Linked DNA regions of Homo sapiens: regions 2 and 3 are each linked to region 1. A link is a contact called in ENCODE Hi-C or POLR2A ChIA-PET data. All regions are on one chromosome and are shown on one strand. Each heading gives the region's core, a stretch centred on a gene start or an enhancer-like site at or near the end of the contact. The rest is flanking DNA. Distances are from core to core; before and after follow the strand shown. Region 1 holds the start of LIPG (lipase G, endothelial type). Region 2 holds the start of C18orf32 (chromosome 18 open reading frame 32). Region 3 overlaps LOC105372112 (a long non-coding RNA gene).

Region 1 (4,200 bases), core at 1,563-4,062:
CATTGGAAGGGTCTTTAGATGCTGGGCTGCCACATAAGGATGGAACCCTTTCCTTGTGTTGTCTGAGACCTTGAAATTTTGACTGCAACACAGCAGAAGTTCCATCAAGACTCCTCAGCTGGAACTCCTCCAGGCGAGAGGCTCTTCAGATCTCCTTGTTCTTGGGAAGGATGAAGCAGAACAGTTGACATCATACATTCTAATGCTACAATTATAATTTCATGATGTCCTTTGAAAATTCTCGCATGTTATTTTAATGTGGAGACACAGGAGGGCACTCTAACCAACTAGCAATAAAACCTAAATGGTTTCATAGCCTTGGCAGTTAAAAAATAGATGTTGATTTGTTGAACCTGTAAAACACAGGTTTTTCATTTACTTATTTATTTATTTGCAAAGGAGTTTCACTCTTGTTGCCCAGGCTGGAGTGCAATGGTGCGATCTTGGCTCACCACAACCTCCGCCTCCCAGGCTCACGCGATTCTCCTGCCTCAGCCTCCCGAGTAGCTGGGATCATAGGGATGCGCCACCACGCCCAGCTAATTTTTTGTGTATTTTTAGTAGAGATGGAGTTTCTCCATGTTGGTCAGGCTGGTCTCGAACTTCTGACCTCAGGTGATCCGCCCGCCTCGGCCTCCCAAAGTGTTGGGATTACAGGTGTGAGCCACTGCGCCCGGCCGGGTTTTTCTTTTTTTCTAGGCAGGATAACTAACTTTGCAGGACTACCTTCCAACAATACCCTGCAAAATACCCTAGCTTCCGTGGGGGTATCTCACCTATAACAAAGGCTCTCAAGACACACTCTCCACATTATCCAGTTAATGTTCTAGGGACCATGGCTATGAGCAACTCAGAACAGGGAAGGAGTTTTTTTCTTCTGATGTCCAGGCTGGAGTGTAGTGGTGTGATCATGGTACATTGCAGCCCTGAACTCCTGGGCTCAAGGACTCCTTCCGCCTCAGCCTCCCAAGTATTAATAGCTTGCACTACAGGTGTACCACCTTGCCTGGCTAATTTAAAAATTTTTTTTGGTAGAGATGAGTGTCTATGTTGCCAGGGTTAGGGAAGAGGACTTTTGACTACAGCTTACCCCCTGCCTCAGCCACTAGACCAGGTTGCCAAGAGCTCACATTTAAAGGTCAATTGGCCAAATTGAACCTAGAGCAGAGAAGAGAGACCTGGTTGTCTTGAGACTTTCTTCAAATCTGCAGCCTGTCCCCATGACTCAGTTTTCCCATCTGTAAAATGGAGATAACATTAGACCTATGTCTGTATAGTTTCCTCATGAAGAGAGAGACAGAGTGGGAACAACATATCCGGGGGTGATATTTACCATCGCACACAGACCATTGAGTTCTATACTAAAAAACTAAAGCCCGCCTGAGTCTTGTTAATGAATGATAGCACACGGGAGGGACAAAGCGTGCTCTGCTGGCAGCTGGAGTAACAAAAGTAATGAGGCGAGGTCGGAACAGGATCTGCTGGCTCCGGCTCGGTTTCCTCGCACAGGTCTCTCCAGCTGGATCCTCGACGCTAGGGAGGAAGGGGCGCGGGACTGCTGTGGGGGTTTTCCCTCCCCAGGCAGGGGCAGGACCTGTTCCGGGCGACTGCAGGGTTAAGGGTATCGTCTTAAAGAGCCGGATCCTCCCGGCTGGAGCGAGGCTGGATGGCGGGACGCAGCCTCTCAGCCTCTCGTACCCGCCCTGCGTCCGCAGTGGTTGTTGGCGCAGCCGCCCCGTCGGTGTTCCGGGCTCAGTCCCCGCTCCCCAGCGCCAGACGCAGACTCCGGGCCAAGTTCTCCCTCCGCTCGCTGCTTTCTGCCGCAGGACCCGGATCAATAAAGGGAAGGAGAGCCGGGAGGAAATGATGGAGAACAGAGAGAAAGGAGATGCTTGATTTCACTCGCCAAGGAGTGAGTGCTCATCGGCAGACACTGGGCTCTGGCCACGCGTCTTAGACTCCAAATCTCGGCTCACTGGTCCCTTTGAGGAGGTCGCCTGGTGTTCCCGTAGCCCTCCACCCCACCGTAGGAGAGCGCCTGCCACGAGCTCCGCGCCTCGCTAAGTGCTTTGCTACGTGAACTCTTAGTTTTCCCAACATCCCTAAGCCGCCGATACATTATCACCCACGTATTGCGGACGAGAGAACCGCCTCGGAGAAGCTGGCTGGCTCGCTTGGAGTTTTGCAGCTAGTGGCGGAGCGAGCATTCCGAGCAGGTACTGTGCGATCCTCCAGCGCCGGCCGCAGCTCACAGCCCCTTAGCTCCGCCGGGTTATTGTGCGGCCGCGCCTTCTGCACCTGTTGCGGCCCTCGCTAGGCGGGAAGGGAGGGAGAAGAGGAGGACAAAGGGGATGACCAGGTGGCTCTCCCCCGACGGACTCCCGGCCCAGGGAGCGGATAGACCACTCCCAGAGAGAGTGTGGCTTTGAGCCTTGGAGAGGATGCTCTCCTTCTCCAGGGATCGCCTCCCCAGCGGACGCAGAGTTTCAGGGAAATGTCCGCCTCCGCCACTTGGGATGGCAGTGGGGAGAGGAGGATCTGGGTGTCCGGAGGAGGGCAGTGGGAGAAAGCTGGAGCTGCTGGAGTCGCAGCTGCCTGCGGAGCGGGCCCGGGAGGAAGCGGGGCCGAGCGTGCGGCGTCCACGCGGTGAGTGTGCAGCGCTTTCATTCAAACTTTCTCCAGTCTCGGTTCCGGCGTCAGCAAGGTGTGACCAATCAGAGCCCAGAGACGGGAATAAATTATGCAAATCACCATCTGGCGATGGGTCAGATGACTCCCATACTTTTAAAAACTACCTCTATAGGAGCGTGACAGCAGCGAGTCCTTGCCTCCCGGCGGCTCAGGACGAGGGCAGATCTCGTTCTGGGGCAAGCCGTTGACACTCGCTCCCTGCCACCGCCCGGGCTCCGTGCCGCCAAGTTTTCATTTTCCACCTTCTCTGCCTCCAGTCCCCCAGCCCCTGGCCGAGAGAAGGGTCTTACCGGCCGGGATTGCTGGAAACACCAAGAGGTGGTTTTTGTTTTTTAAAACTTCTGTTTCTTGGGAGGGGGTGTGGCGGGGCAGGATGAGCAACTCCGTTCCTCTGCTCTGTTTCTGGAGCCTCTGCTATTGCTTTGCTGCGGGGAGCCCCGTACCTTTTGGTCCAGAGGGACGGCTGGAAGGTAACGTGAATTTGTTTTTATTCCCCCCAGCCACTTCTCTGTGCTGGGTCCCCTCTGTCTTGCTGATTCTTCAAACCCTCCTTGTTCCTATGAAATTCTTCCTTTCCCACTGCGCTGCCCATTCTCTCCTCCAATCCACCTTGGAGTCCACCTGTCTCTCTGCTGGTCTGATGGGGGCATTCCCGGCAAGTCATGCAAAAGGCAAAGGCTGGCAGGGTGCGCTGGCTCTTGCCAGCCCTCCCACCCCCACCTCCTTCCCTTATACGGCTCCCTAAGCCAGTGCTGGTGCTGTCCAGCCAGCCGAGCGGCCTGGCAGCAGCTCTGAAACCTTGTCCTCATGCCTGAACCTGGAGGTTTGAGAGGCAAGAAGGCTGTCAGAGCTGTGTCTCCTGGAGCTGCCTTTTAATCTTGGTGTAGGTGTCTTGAAAGTTCAGGTGGCAGGGTAGCTGGCTTTGGTTTGATTCGTGCTTGCAGGGAGCGTCTGGTGGGTCGCTTGTGCTTAGAAGCTGCCGGGCCTATTCCCCCAGGTTGCCAGCCTTTTCCTCTTCAACACTCTTGTGCTCCCCCGACTCTTCCTCTTCCCACTCCTCCTCCCTTTCCTCCTCCTGGCTTTTAGCTTCTCTTCCTCTTGGGTTCTGTATGGCAGCCTTTGCCAGTGGAGGCAGCTTGCCCTGGGGGAGCCAGAGTCAGTCAGCTCTGGGGGAGTCAGAATCAGAGTGAGAACTAAGTCAGCTGATAAGCAGTGGAGGGCTGGGGAGCCTCTAAACTGAACCCCATCATCTCATCTTCTAGTCTGCTGAGGTTGTGCCAAATGGTCTGTGTGGGCTTGTGTATGTGTGGGAGGGTTACTGTGAATGAATGGAAAGCCTTGCTTTACTCAACATGTTTCCAACTCTGGTGCTAACTAGAAGCATTGCCTAGGGCAGGTCTCATCTCTGGCTCCTCACCTGTAAAATGCTAAAGTTCCTTCTAACTTCTGTGTTCTGGGCCTCTGAGTATGTGTGAGTCATTTCCTTCATTGCAAAAAGTATTTACTGCA
Region 2 (4,505 bases), core at 1,385-3,884, 75 kb before region 1:
TAATAGGTGGTAGGCATGAATAATAATGAGGTGCCTGCTTCCAAACTTCCAGTCACTGCTCCTTAATCATGAATTTGATTATAAAGGAAAAACAACAACATTTGGTAGGTGCTAGACAGTTTACATATAACAACTCATTTAATCCTCAATCAGTGAGGTTGGGTACCCTTGCTACTATGTCTATTTAGAGTTTAAAAAATGAGCCGGGTGTGGTGGCTCACACCTGTAATCCCAGCACTTTGGGAGGCCAAGGCGGGCAGATCACCTGAGGTCAGGAGTTCGAGACCAGCCTAACCAACATGGTGAAACCCCGTCTCTACTAAAAACACAAAATTAGCCAGCCATGGTGGAGCAGGCCTGTAATCCCAGCTACTCGGGAGGCTGAGGGGGAAGAATTGCTTGAACCCGGGAGGTAGAGGTTGCGGTGAGCCAAGATCATGCCACTGCATTCCAGCCTGGGTGACAGAGCAAAACTCCGTCTCAAAAAAAAGATTTCTTATTTTCAAAATACTGCAAATTAAGTAGCATCTGCTGGCAACTGAGTCAGCACCATCACTATGCTTAGACATTTAAAAATTATTCACAATACAGGTAAACGGTGGCATAGAGAATCAAATCTGAATGTCTTTGAAATGAATTACAAGCAAGAGCTATAAACAAAAATGTAAATTGAGGCTGGGCGCGGTGGCTCACGCCTGTAATCCAAGCACCTTGGGAGGCCGAGGGGGTGGATCATCTTAGGTAAGGAGTTCGAAACCAGCCTGGCCAACATGGCAAAACCCTGTCTCTACTAAAAATACAAAAATTAGCTGGGCGTGGTGGTGGGCACCTGTAATCCCAGCTACTGGGGAGGCTGAGGCAGGAGAATTGCTTGAACCTGGGAGGCGGAAGTCGCAGTGAGCTGAGATTGCGCCATTGCACTCCAGCCTGCGTGACAAGAGCAAAACTCCGTGTCAGAAAAAAAAAAAATAAAAATAAAATAAAATAAAATCAATTGCTGGGGCAATAGTGATTTTTTTTTTTTTGAGACAGGGTCTTGCTCTGTTGCTCAGGCTAAAGTGCAGTGGCTCAAACATACCACCTGTGTTCAGAGTTCACTGCAGCCTTGACTTCCCAGAATCAAGCTATCCCCCTTCCTCAGCCTCCTGAGTAGGTAGGACCACAGCCCTGCGCCACGATGCCCGACAGATTTTTTAATTCTTAGTAGAGATGAGGTCTCACTGTGTTGCCCATGCTGATCTTAAAGTCCTAAGCTCAAATGATCCTCCCGCCTAGGCCTCCCAAAGTGCTGGGATTACTGGAACCTGGCCTAATTTTTTTTTTTAAATAATTAGCAAGGTGTGATGGCACGCGCCTGTAGTCCCAGGTATTTGGGGAGCTGAGGAAGGAGAGAACCGCTTGCGCCCAGGAAAGCCGAAACTGCCGTGAGCTATGATGGCCCACTGGACTCCAGCCTGGGCCACAGAGGCAGACCCTGTCTCAAGATTAAAAAAAAAAAAAAATCCAAAAGTTGTAACCTGTCCAAAGTTCTCACAGAGGTAACTGGTAACTAGAGCTTCTAAGACCATTATTTCCAGTTCTGGTTTTCCTCAATGCTCTTGCCTTTTCCTCTTCCAAAAACACAATGGTCATGTTTTTACCAAACTTTTACCAAACTTTCCAAACCAACGAAACCCCTTCAAAACAACTGACAATGCTACCAGTACTAGTTTAGTGACTGACAGGCCCTCCATCATAAAGATTCATTTTTACTTCTGCAATTGTGTTTTAAGTAAGTTCGCACACAGTACGATGTACATAAACTCTCGAGGACAAATACTACTAATCACTTACGCCACAATTACGGCTTTTAAGAGACTTTTTAGCTCTCTTCGGAATGAAGCCTATTTGTATCTTATCTTTTAATCTTCATAATAATACTTCGGTAAGATATTTTACTTCACACATATGGAAACTGGGTCAGAAAAGTCTAGAAGGTGGCTACGAGATATTATTATTTTAATTATTCGCTCCAAGCCAACAAAGCGAGCAAAACGGATTAAAGCTGTTGCAGAGGAATCTTCTTTCACTCAACTTAAGTCCAGACAACAGAGTAGACAGTTAAAGTCTGAGGCTCCATCCGAAATAGGGAAGGCATAACAGGGAAAGTCACCTTCCTCCAAGTCATCCAGTTGAGCATGTCATCTTAGTGGAGACAGAGGGAGCGGGGACAGGTTGAGTCAATGACAATGATTGAAAAGAGACGAGAACAGAGGCCTAACGGTGAAGGTCATAGAAAGGATGTGAAACCGATACTTGGCCACGGAAAAGAACAAAATCAATATAAAGTATCGGAGAGGCAAATGCAAGCTCCGAGGGCGCCGGTGGTGGACAAAGAATACAGACAGAGGGGAGGGGAGGGCGGGGCGGAGGGCGGAGGAGCGCGCTCGCGGAAGGAAGGTACCCTGAGAGCGAAGGCAGGCACCGCGGAGGCCGGCGGGCCGCGACCGCCGAGGAGGGAGGAGGCAGGAGGCCGCGCACCGCCTAGGACTCTGCGAGCGCGGCCCGGGCTGGGCCTGCGGAGCAGCTACAAAGCCCAACCCAGGCCGCTAGCCCGGGCACACTCACCCGCGACCGCGGAAACGCAGCTGACAATGTCCGCACTTCCGGAGGGAGGGACGATCCGCAGCCGAGCCAATGGGCGCCTTCAACGGGGACGACAAAGGCGCGCTTGCGTCAACCCGGGGTCGCACAGCACGCAGCAGTGTTGCCCAAGGGGCGCGGCGAGGCTTCCGGCTCTGCGGCCTGCAGGTAGCGCGAAAGTCCTGCGCGTCCCAGATGCCCAACTAAAAGCTTCGCTGCGGGAAGAAAGCCTGACCTGACTACACCCAGACCCAGAACGCAGGATCTCGGTAAAGGATGATGCCTGTGCAAACGGCGCGGCACCCACACGGAAGGTGGCAGCTAGGCCGTTGAGGCAACTGTGGATAAGCTATTAGTTTTGCTGGTTTCTTAAATTCAAGGGCAGAGCAAACTAACATTAAGGCCAACTTTACAAACGTCAGTTGCTTAAAAGAAGCAGTTACATCACTTTATAAACGAAAAGTACTGACGCTCGCTAGGATGTCAGTACGTGTTGGCGAAGTTGTGTGAAAACTGGGACCCTCATAAACCGTTGGTGGAAATGTAGCGTGCAGCCTTTTTGGAAATATTTGGAAGTTCCTCAGATGTTTACTCAGGTAACCTTATGATCTAGCAATTCCACTCTAGTATATACTCAATAAATGAAAACACAAAAATCTGCACACAAACGTTCACAGTACCATCGTTCCTAATAGCAAAAACAAAACCCCTTTATCAATTGACGAAATGATACAGGTTGAGCATCAACCTAAAAAGCTTCAAAACCTGAGCCTGAGTGCTGTTATCATACTCAAAGGCAATGCTCAATGGAGCCATTTCCAACTGGGGATGATCAACTGGTATATTCACATACTGGATTGTTCTGCAAAGAAAACCACTGCAAATTCCTTTTGGGATAATGAAACTTTTTTTGAGACAGGGTCTTGTTCTGTCTTGCCCACGCTGGGGTGCAGTAGTGCTCACTGCAGCCTCCCACCTCAGCCCCCCAATTAGCTGGGACTACATGCAAGTGACACCACACTTACTTTTTTTTAACAGACAGGGTTCTGACATGTTGCCCTGGCTGGGCTTAAGCAGTCAGCCTCCACCTCCCAAAGTGCTGGGACTACAGAAATGAGCCACTGTGCCCAGCCATGAAAATGGTTTTTAATGGTGCAGGGTAAACAATCTTGTGTTTCTAGTTCTAATCCTAAAAAATCCTCATTTGATCCATCTTGTAAGGACACTTGAAATATGTTCACTAATAAAGACAACCAACATTCTTTTCCTTTTAATTACATTTATTTTAATGCTGAATTTACTCCCGTGCCATAAGTTTTTGTTTCTTCAGTTTCTTCTGGGATATCTGGGGAAAGAAAAATGTGTTAAGTTTCTTAGAGAAAACCACAGTACATCTTGGAGGACTTCAGCTTATTCTGGAGGCAGGAAACCTAGTCGTTAAGGACTAAGGGGGAAAAATACTTAAATGGTAGAAATCAACAGAACTTAAGTTCATTAGATGTAAAAAGAAGTGTACAGAATCACTCAGGTTCTTGACTTAAAAGAACTAAATGTGATCAATTACTGAAAACAAGCTTCTTAGATTTGGGGAGAGGGCCCATTTTGAAGTGGCTATGTACATCTAAGTGGGGCCATCAGCAGATAATCATACGGGCCTGAGGTACTGAATATAAAACTACCAGTTTTTTTTTTTTTGAGACAGCGTCTCGCTCTGTCACCCAGGCTGGAGTGCAGTGGCGCGATCTCGGCTCACTCCTAGTTCCTCCTCCCGGGTTCATGCCATTCTCCTGCCTCAGCCTCCTGAGTAGCTGGGACTACAGATACCCGCCACCACGCCCAGCTAATTTTTTTTTGCATTTTTAGTAGAGACGGGGTTTCACTGT
Region 3 (4,475 bases), core at 1,385-3,884, 120 kb after region 1:
TTACAAATGCAATTCTTAACTCCATTAAAGCTTAAATCCCTTTGGAAGTTGTGACCCCGAATGCTAGTGTGAGTCACATACATTTCAACATTAGTGAGTATATTAGTTCATTTTCATACTGCTATAAAGAACTGCCCAAGACTGGGTAATTTATAAAGGAAAGAGGTTTAATTGACTCACAGTTCAGCATGGCTGGGGAGGCCTCAGGAAACTTACAGTCATGGCGGAAGGCAAGGGGGAAACAAGTACCTTCCTCACAAGGTGGCAGGAAGGAGAAGGGGGAACAGCCCCTTATAAAACCATCAGATCTCATGAGAACTCACTCACTATCATGAGAACAGAATGGGGGAAACCACCCCCATGATTCAATTACCTCTACCTGTTCTCTCCCTTGACATGTGGGGATTATGGGGATTACAATTCAAGATGAGATTTGGGTGGGGGCACAAAGCCTAACCATATTAGTGAGTCTGTCAGATCCTTCTGGATCAAGAGTTTGATTCAGAAGTGAGGACTGGGGAGGAAGGAAGAACAGGAAAGGGACAGTGGGGAGAAGTGGGATGCAATTCACAACAAAGATTTGATTGTGCATTACAAAAGGTTGATAAGTTTCTGGCATAAAATAAAGTTTGGAGATTGCCTATGACTTGAAAATGGCCGAGCTCTCCTGTTTCCTTTGGATCTAAGAGTTTTGAGCTGATTGAGTTTGTTATTTTTCTATGTATCAACTAACAAGATAATATCTAAGATATATTTTTATCCATTTTGAGAAAACATCAAGTTCCTTTCTTTCTACTAAATGATCTGTTTTCTTGGTGCATGTGTGGTATTTTAGGAGGTGTGGTAGCATATTGCTTCATATTATCACCCATTCTGAAATAATCCTTAAATGCTTTTTCTCCTTGACATCCTTGTCAGGTGTTTGTTGTGTCTCTTGTTCTGTTGCATGAAAGGGTGCTTTATAAATAATACACGCTCTATAATTTTTTAAGGTGACAATGGTGGTAACAATCATGATGATGACCATGCTTTAATTAGCCAACTTCTTACTTCATTTTCCTTGAACACATTTTAGATCTCAGTCTTCTTGACCTGTTTTGACAGTTAACATGCAGCAGGGAAAGACGTGGGAATCTGGATCTCTGGGCACTGGGGGATCTGGATTGTCTGCCCTTGGCTAACAGCCTGAACCCATCCAAATGACTTCTTCTCTCTGGGTCTTGATTCCAGTGCCTTGCAAGAATAATGACCCAATTCTACCAAGACTTCTCTCTCTCTCTCTCTCTCTCTGTCTTTTTATTCCCAAGAAAATTCAGAAATCCAGATTTTAGAAAAATCATCTAATTTTAAATGTTGCCAACTAATTCAGATTTAAAAAAAGTTGCAGGCCAAGCAAGCTCAAACTGAGAGTTGACACCTTATCATCTCTGAATGGGAGAATCTAGAAAGCTCCTCTCAGTAAACAGGCTGTGGTTCTTCAGATAATGAGTAAGAAGGGAGATTTTGATTCCCGTCCTAGTCACAAAGTAAAAGGTCCAGAAGTTGCAGGGCCAGGGGACAGGGCTGAGAGCTGCTCCAGCCTTGACCAATCATCAGAATTACCATAGGAGTTGGAAAAATGGTCAGATTACAGATTCCCACTTCAGACACACTAAGCAGGAATCATGCATCTATTTATCCATCCGTCCATCCAACCATCCATCTATCCATCCTTCCATCCTTCCATCTTTTCATCTGTCCTTGCATCCATTCTTCCATCCATTTGTTGGCCTATCATTAATGTATCTATCCATCCATCCTTCCATCTTTTCTTTTTTCCTTTTTTTTTTTTTTGAGACGGAGTCTTGCTCTGTCACCCAGGCTGGAGTGCAGTGGTGCGATCTCAGCTCACCACAACCTCCACCTCCCAGGTTCAAGTGACTCTCCTGTCTCAGCCTCCCGAATAGCTGGGATTACAGGCGCATGCCACCATGCCTGGTTAATTTTTCTATTTTTAGTAGAGACGGGGTTTCACTATTGGTCAGGCTTGTCTCGAAATCCTGACCTCGTGATCTGCCTGCCTTGTCCTCCCAAAGTTCTGGGATTACAGGTATGAGCCACCGCACCTGGCCCATTCTTCCATCTTTTCATCCATCTTTCCATCCATTCTTCCAACCATTTGTTGGCCTATCATTAATGTAAACATCCATCCATCCATCCATCCATCCATCCATCCATCCATCCATCCTTCCATCCATCTGCTCTCCAGCAGATATTTGTTTAAGCACTACTGTGTGTGCTGGACACAGCTATAGCCACGGTGGAGGCAGTGGCCAGGAGAAAATTTATGCCTGGCTGTTCCCAAGTGGCTGATGGGCTCTCCCGATTGCCCATTTACCAGCAGGCTGTGGACTCTGGTTCCTGTAAACTTTGATACCAAGAAAGCTGACTCTGTATAAAATTTAAAAATTGTGAAACAAGGGAGGTTCTGAATGTTTACATTCTGGCCTTTTGGCTCAACTCCAGGAAGAGATACATGTGCAGGGTGCAAGATATAATCAATTCACCAGTTCCCACCAGGAAGTCTTGCTCATGTTAGGGACAAAGAAAGCTGTCTCCACACCAAGACTGACTGCCTGGAACTGGAGCAACAGGGACTAAAACTTTAGAAAGGCAAATAGGAAATACCTTTTTGTTTCTAAAGATTACCCATGGGATAAGATTCAGGGTCAGACACAGAAACTTCCTATTGTTTTATCAATTAGTCATGAGCACCTATCATGCCCACAATCTCTACTGAGTAGAGGACACAAGGAGAGAAATAGGAATTTACATCCCCGCTTTTGAGACAATGAAGGTCTCGTTGAGGTACCTCATTTTTATTGAGAAAGCAATGTGAGACAGGATATAGTCACGTATGCAATTTGCGTGCAGACAGCAAGTGCTGGGGAGGGACTAGACATCTTTGTAAACCTCCTTCTGAGCAGAGGAAACTGTGCTCCTAGTCAGTTATGATTGCTGTTTCTTCTCTTTCCTGTGAGTATGGAGTGATTTCTGGCTGCATTCTCCCTACTCTGCCTGCAGGCTCAGTCAGTCTTTCCCAGGTGGTTAGATAGTTCTTAGCATTAATTTTGAAATCAAATGACTGTGTGAGCTTGGGGAAGTTAGTTAATATCTCTGATCTTCAGCGTCATGTGTAAAATGTGGGCGATCATACCAGCTGTATAGCATTATAATGAAGATTAAATGAGATCGTGTATATTAAAACAACTATGGTGCCTTGGTATTCAATAAATATAATTTCATTTTTCCTTGGAGAAATAGGAATACTGATTCTCCTAAACCTGTGCTCCCCAACACAGTAGCCACCAGCCACGTGTAGCTATTGAGCACTTGAAGTGTGCAGTCTAAATGGAGATCTGCTGTATGTTTTACACACACAGCAGATTTTGAAGATTTTGTGTGAAAAAAATGTAAAATTTGATTACATGTTGAAGTGATAATATTACAAATGGATTAGGTTAAATAAAATATATTGTTAAATTAATTTAACCCACTTTCTTTTAATGTTCTCAAAGTGACAATTTAAAAACTTTAAATTACAAATATGGCTCATGTTGCATTTTTATTGGACAGTACCATAAAACTTTGCCAAGGTAGATGGTCTGGAGTTCCCAGAGATTTTACCTAGTGGGCCATCTCCTATGGATTTGCCTAAGAAGAAAAACTGGGGTGCGGTTTTGTGATGGGGTACAAAGACAATCTTGATTGATTTAAAATGACTGGGACTATCACCGTCCAAAACTCAAGTCAGACATGTAGCTGCTTTTCCCTCATTTGGGATGAAATGAGGTGGGTGTTTGCTGGGATGCTCTGTGAAGACAGAGAAGGAAATTACAATTGTTCAATAAATATTAGCTATATTTATTTTATTCCTCCAGCTCTGGGTCACATAATCATAACCCCTGCAAAAACACCAAAGGTACATTTTTAAAGATCAGGACTATTTCCACTATGATTCAATATTATGCTAGTGTCCTAATAAAAGTAAATGAGAGAAATCACTTGGAACAGCAGTCCCCAACTTTTTTTGCACCAGGGACTGGTTTTGTGGAAGACAATTTTTCCCCTGGGTGAAGGGGGTGGGGAATGGTCTCACTGGCCATTAGATTCTTATTAGGAGAATACAACCCAGATCCCTTGCATGCACAGTTTACAATAGGGTTCGCGCTCCTATGAGAATCTAATGCCGCTGCTGATCTGACAGGAGGCAGAGCTCATGCACTAATGCTCACTCACCTGCTGCTCACCTCTTGATGTGCAGCCCGATTCCTAACAGGCCACAGGCTCACCTCTTGATGTGCAGCCCAGTTTCTAACAGGCCACAGACCGGTACTGCTCCATGGCCCGGGGATTGGGGACCCCTGACTCAGAAGCATAAAAATGGGTTTTTTAAAAAAGCTATCCCAATTTGCAGACAATATGTTAGTGTATTT

The links. Hi-C counts contacts between places; a loop is a spot of excess contacts on that map. ChIA-PET counts read pairs that join two places held with the same protein, here RNA polymerase II (POLR2A). Pooled maps may share reads with other maps.
Region 2: a pooled map shows a loop between it and region 1 (4-fold over the local background). The contact joins the promoter of C18orf32 here to the promoter of LIPG in region 1. A Hi-C loop is called at or near these places in 1 of 168 maps with a recorded cell type or tissue (posterior cingulate gyrus), 3 of 37 single-sample maps with no recorded cell type and 10 of 50 pooled maps. POLR2A ChIA-PET finds 5 or more read pairs at or near these places in 8 of 52 experiments (AG04450, H1, MCF 10A and 5 more).
Region 3: a map of endothelial cell of umbilical vein shows a loop between it and region 1 (7-fold over the local background). The contact joins the enhancer-like site here to the promoter of LIPG in region 1. A Hi-C loop is called at or near these places in 6 of 168 maps with a recorded cell type or tissue (IMR-90, MCF 10A, PC-3 and 3 more), 1 of 37 single-sample maps with no recorded cell type and 5 of 50 pooled maps. POLR2A ChIA-PET finds 5 or more read pairs at or near these places in 1 of 52 experiments (MCF 10A).

What each region holds. Positions count from the first base shown.
Region 1 is chr18:49,559,245-49,563,444 of GRCh38, forward strand. LIPG (lipase G, endothelial type) reads left to right here and starts at 2,813. Exons shown (of 10, transcript NM_006033.4): 1 at 2,813-3,161. The coding sequence starts at 3,065. RefSeq lists an enhancer at 3,020-3,520.
Region 2 is chr18:49,484,600-49,489,104 of GRCh38, forward strand. C18orf32 (chromosome 18 open reading frame 32) reads right to left here and starts at 2,635. Exons shown (of 3, transcript NM_001035005.4): 1 at 2,444-2,635. The region is part of intron 5 of RPL17-C18orf32 (RPL17-C18orf32 readthrough); the gene reads right to left. RPL17 (ribosomal protein L17) reads right to left here. Exons shown (of 7, transcript NM_001035006.5): 7 at 3,882-3,967. The coding sequence ends at 3,920. MIR1539 (microRNA 1539) reads left to right here and starts at 2,774; the gene lies at 2,774-2,823. RefSeq lists a silencer at 2,364-2,493 and an enhancer at 2,534-2,693.
Region 3 is chr18:49,682,942-49,687,416 of GRCh38, forward strand. The region is part of intron 2 of LOC105372112 (a long non-coding RNA gene); the gene reads left to right. Among named protein-coding and RNA genes, the nearest start is that of LIPG, 120 kb to the left of the region's middle. Within about 2 kb of position 2,635, at least 3 of the 41 ENCODE cell types and tissues checked have a DNase peak (open chromatin) inside an H3K27ac peak, as active enhancers do; they include PC-9 and endothelial cell of umbilical vein, where a contact is called at or near this core.